Regions from separate parts of the Homo sapiens genome. Here region 1 is linked to region 2. Evidence: read pairs that join two places in POLR2A ChIA-PET (ENCODE). Cell type or tissue: Panc1. All regions are shown on one strand.

Region 1 (2,500 bases), 210 kb before region 2:
TTGTATATAGAGCTTGAACTTGGTGTTCCCCAGGTCCAGTACCACTGCCGTTGCTGCCTGCCTTCTGTTTCACTGCTGTTTTCTGAGTGCCTCGTGTGCAGCCTGTCCTTCAGCCCTCCCTGAAGCTCTGCTGACCAGCTGTGTTCCCAGCTCCTTTTCACGTGCTCTTTAGCCAGCCTTACCCTGCATTGTACTTACTTGGGTCAGGTGCCCCTGCTAGACTCTTAAGCCCCTAGGGGGCAGGGATCTGGGGGCGTCATCCACCTCTGCAGCCCTAGCTTCTGGTATAGCATGTGATAGGACATAGCATGTGATGGGGCTTCTCGGATAAGAAAGGGATGAGTCCATCTGTTCACCAGTAACTATTAGGGATGGGGATTTGTGTTTAAAGGTGGGGCAAAGGAGAGAGTGATTCAAAGTAATGGATTACTTCAGTGAACCTATAGGTTCCTTAGTAGGAGAGAGAGATTATTCTGGGCAAGAGGTCCCGCCCTTGGTCTGCCAGCATTTCCCCAGAACTACCGGCTTGTGTTTTGGTGTTAGTTTCTTCCTCCTACAGTGCTGACTTTCTCAAGTAACTTTCAGCTATTGTTGGACATTCTTGATCAGGGGATAGTTAGTAAACTGCAGTCAGTGGGCCAGATCTGGCCCACTGCCTGTTGCTAATAGAGTTTTATTGGAACACAGTTATACCCATTTTTTAATGTATTTGTGTGTGGCTGTTTTGTGCTAGCGTGACAGAGTTGAGTAGGTGTGGTAGAGACTTTTGGCCACAAAGCCTAAAATATTTACTACCTGGCCCTTTTAAAGATAAGTTACTAACCCTCTAGTAACTGTCAGCCCATCGTTTTGTGGTGATTGTCTGATGTGGTCAAGAGGCGGTGCATGCATAAAAAGTTTTAAAGGCCTGGGTCGGGAACTTTGGGTAAATAATCAAGGTACTTTGAGATCTTTTCCTCATCTGTGAGATGGGCATTAAAAACAACACCTGTCTCGCGGGAGGTCTTGCGCACTGCTAGTGGACGTACATTGCGGATGTCAGAGCAGGCCCTAGTTTGGCCGGGGACATTATTGCCGCCGTTCTGTTTCTCAGGAGGAGGAAGCCAAGAATCTGGTGAGCGAAGCCATCGCAGCTGGCATCTTCAACGACCTGGGCTCCGGAAGCAACATTGACCTCTGCGTCATCAGCAAGAACAAGCTGGATTTTCTCCGCCCATACACAGTGCCCAACAAGAAGGGGACCAGGTGAGTGAAGGAGACGAAGTTCTTCCTGGGTCCCCTGGCGTCGTGGCCACCCTTGGTATCTCCATGGCATCTGGATGGAGTTTTCCTGGTTCTTTCCACATTAAGTACATCCAGTGTTCCCAAATCAACCTCCCACACAGACCTTCGGCTTGTTACTTGCTTTATGACAGTGGGCTGCTGTCAGGTGTAGGAAAGTGATTTAATTTGATGGGAGAGGTGGAGGGTGGCCCAGGAAAGAGCCCTAGGCTGGGAGGTGGGGCCGGAGAGGTTTGGATCATCTGCTGTCCTTTCTCAAGTGTCTTAAAGAATCCCCTGATTTCTGGGAGAAGGTGCATTTTTCAGGGCAGCCCCAGCACTTTCCCTCAGAGTGCCCCGAGATTCCTAACTGGGTGTAAGTCAGCAATGCTAACAGCCTCCCAGAGGTGGCCTTGGGAGCTAGTGTGTGTGTGCTGTGCTACAGGGAGTTGTGCCATTGAGCCTGAGCCTACATGCCGAGTGGGCCCCTCGGCTCAGTGGTGCAGCGCAGACTCAGAGCAGTGGGAGAAGGTTCTAGTTGATTTGCTGAGCAGAACTGGGAGGTTTCCAAACCTGGTGGCTAGCATGTGTCAGAGGAGCAGCTCGTTTGCAGTGTCTCGTGATTGTCCGGCTGCTTGACCATCCTGTGGCTCCTGACCTCTTCTGGGAGCCCGGGCAGGTCAGGATGGGCTCCCTGAGTGCTGCTTCCAGCTGCAGCATCTGGGTGCAGCACAGGGCATTTATAAACTACGGCTCCCACTCAGCTCCACGGTAGCCCCGAGGAAGTGAGCACCACCTTCTGCAGGCTTGCTTCCATCTCCCACTGCACACACAACTCCACATCAGGAGTAATTCACAAGGAAGGAATGGAACGTTCAGAACCAGCAGGTATTCACTGTGGGCTGCACTCAACCTTGCGGAAGCTCAGTGGGCTCCTGATGGGGTGGGGCAGCACGGGGCCAGAGAACGCTGGCACTGGGGTTGGGGAGTGTTGGTGGCTGGCTTGGTGGCTTCCAGCAAATCAGTCTGTCTTGGAAATGGAGCTAAACCAGATGACCTCTAATGAGCCCACGAAGTCCCTCGGGCCTTTAGCAGGAAGGCAAGCCACCTTTCAGGCCCAGAGCTGTGTTGGGGAACCGGGCTTTGCCGAGCTCCAGGTAGGCAGGAGCCAAGTACTCCATGTAGCCTGCTTCGCTGGTTATTTTGCAAGATGCGTGATTTGAGCAAGTCCATGGTGAAG
Region 2 (2,500 bases):
AATTTTACTGTCTGTATTTCTATCGTTGAAATATTTGACAACCAAGATGGGATCGTTTATTGTTGTATTAATAAACAAATTTGAAATCATTCTGTTAAAAAAAAGAAAAAAAGGAAAGAGACTGGAAGAATATGGCAGGTGGTAATAGTGGATGCCTCTGAATGACGGAATTTTCAGTTATTGGTGTTTTACTGTATTTTCCAAATAAAAAGATCACTTTAAAATAAAAACAAGATTAATTAAAAGTTATTTTCAAGGAAGAAAAGCAGAGGGAACAGAGGGAGGAGTAAGAAAAGGAGAAAGGGAAGACACGAAGCCTGGAGTTCTGAGAGAGACAGAAAAAAGATAAAGAGCAAAAGACTGTGGAAGTTGAACCTACAGGCGACAGCCCAGCTCTGTGCTCAGATGCTCCCTCAAGATCCTGCTGATCATTGTACCCAGATTCCCACAGGGCCCAAGTCTCTCCATTCTGACCAACATCCCAGCCTGCCTGTTATAATAGTTATAAACTAAGATAATGTCAGAGTGTCTGATTATATATGAAGGGAATATGATTCCAAGATGGGCAGGAGATCCCAGAGACCCATTTCAGCATGCTCTGTTCCTCCTTTCTATAGGGAAGCATCCCTGGTCTTTGACCCTTGAGAGTCTCTCAGCGAATGGAACTCAGAAGGCTGTGGGGGAGTCCTGAGCATAGATACCCAGAGGGAACAAGAAATGGTGTTGAGACTCATGAGATCAATGTCTTGTTGTGCCAGGCACAGAGGTCTATATTTGTGTTTGCAGTCTGAGCATCCTGCCAGGAGTCCAGATAGGAGATAGGTGAGATGGTGGTCAGGGGTTGGAGCATGCTCTGAATGTAGCCTCTTCTAAACTGGAGCTCCTCAGTATTCAAGGAAAACAGAGAAGATGCAGGAGGATGCTGGCATTCAGCATGGTCAGGACTGGAAAGACAAATGGAAAAGTAAAGCAGGAGGAAAAGAGATCAAATCAAAGAGCCTAAAGGTGCCTAGGTGCTTGCTCCTGGCCTGGGATGGAATTGATATTCCTAGGGTTGATCCCTTGATTAACATAAACAGAGGCATGCAAAGAGGTGTTGCAGTTCTGACTGGGAGAAAAGTCCATCTAGATTGAAATAAGACCACTCTTAGGACACAGACTGTCATAGATAATGGCAGACACCTGGGAGGATATCAAAGCCAAAATGGAAGTCCAAGGTCTCAGCTTGGTGGATTAGGGTTCAGGGAGCCAAAATATTGAACAGAAAAAGCAAGGCAGACGCTCAGTCATCTACTGGAAGATAATAGAGAAAACTGTCAATAAGTGAAGCACAAGTTCAAGCCTGCAGCAAGATATTTGCCAAATAACAAATATGAAGAATTAGTTAGGATTGTTGAAGGATAGGATTGAATTATTCAGCTAAGAATCATGATATTCTAAGGGTTAGACTAGCATTGGCAAATGCCTAGCAACCATTTCATGGCTCACTCATTTTCCACCTATGGAAATTAATTAATTAGTCGTTAATCAATCTTGGAATAATTTCCTGTTAAACATACACAAGATTTCATTTTTCTCCCCAAGAGAGCTCTTTGGGAAGCCACTAGCAGTCACTTATAGTTAACATAGGAAGATGAAATCATTTGATACCCTAGGGATATAGTACACAATTCTTCCCTGTGGATGTGACCTACAGGGTATTTATGAGCTCCCCAGGGTAAAAGGATTCTGTCATGAGGAGATCATCCCAGAGACAGCTTCCTCAGAACTCTCCTTGGTGCTGAAAATTGGTCTGCATTTCCCTACAGAGCCTGCCACTTCCCACCCTGCCACCGTTGTTGACATGGATCAAACTTCCCATAGTAGGTAGAGATACACCTTGTAAATAAAGAGAACCCAGACTTCTGAGGGATGAAAAGGATTTGGCAGTAAATAATTCTGAAAGGGATATGTTGGGAGTTGTTAGGAGGTAGGCTCTAACAAGGTCAGCACCCGGGTAACCGTGGGAGTCCATATCAGAGAAGCAATGGATGAGCACTAGAACATCCTTCAAATCATGAGTGAAGTTGAGAAGAAAATTCAAGGTTAACAACCTATAGTACCACTAGAAGACAGTGAAGATGGGGCAGGTCTCAGAGATAGGAAATCAGAACCAAATTCAGGCACTAGGAAAGGCAAGTGAGACAGAATCACATGGCGCCAAAGACTTAATGTTTGTGTCCCCCAAAATTCATACCTTGAAATTGTAATCCCCAATGTGATGGCATTAAGAGGTGGGGCCCGGCCGGGCACAGTGGCTCACACCTGTAATCCCAGCACTTTGGGAGGCCGAAGTGGGCAGATCATGAGGTCAGGAGATCGAGACCATCCTGGCTAACACGGTGAAACCCCGTCTCTACTAAAAATGCAAAAAATTAGCTGCGCGTGGTGGCGGGCGCCCGTAGTCCCAGCTGCTTGGGAGGCTGAGGCGGGAGAATGGCGTGAACCCAGGGGGTGGAGC

Evidence for each region. ChIA-PET counts read pairs that join two places held together with the same protein. Peaks named below come from ENCODE experiments on the same cell type or tissue, not always from the same donor. Only the 100,000 strongest peaks of a DNase experiment are listed, where the experiment ranks them.
Region 1: POLR2A ChIA-PET joins it to region 2 with 7 read pairs; 2 of 35 experiments call an interaction of 5 or more read pairs at or near these places.

What each region holds. Positions count from the first base shown.
Region 1 is chr9:124,355,509-124,358,008 of GRCh38, reverse strand. It overlaps PSMB7 (proteasome 20S subunit beta 7), which reads left to right. Exons shown (of 8, transcript NM_002799.4): 7 at 1,094-1,245. It overlaps LOC100129034 (a long non-coding RNA gene), which reads right to left. Exons shown (of 1, transcript NR_027406.1): 1 at 1-2,500. Among named protein-coding and RNA genes, the nearest start is that of PSMB7, 59 kb to the left of the region's middle. In Panc1, no CTCF peak of the experiment used is centred here; no DNase peak of the experiment used is centred here; H3K27ac peaks cover 901 bases.
Region 2 is chr9:124,149,463-124,151,962 of GRCh38, reverse strand. No RefSeq gene overlaps it. Among named protein-coding and RNA genes, the nearest start is that of NEK6, 110 kb to the left of the region's middle. In Panc1, no CTCF peak of the experiment used is centred here; no DNase peak of the experiment used is centred here.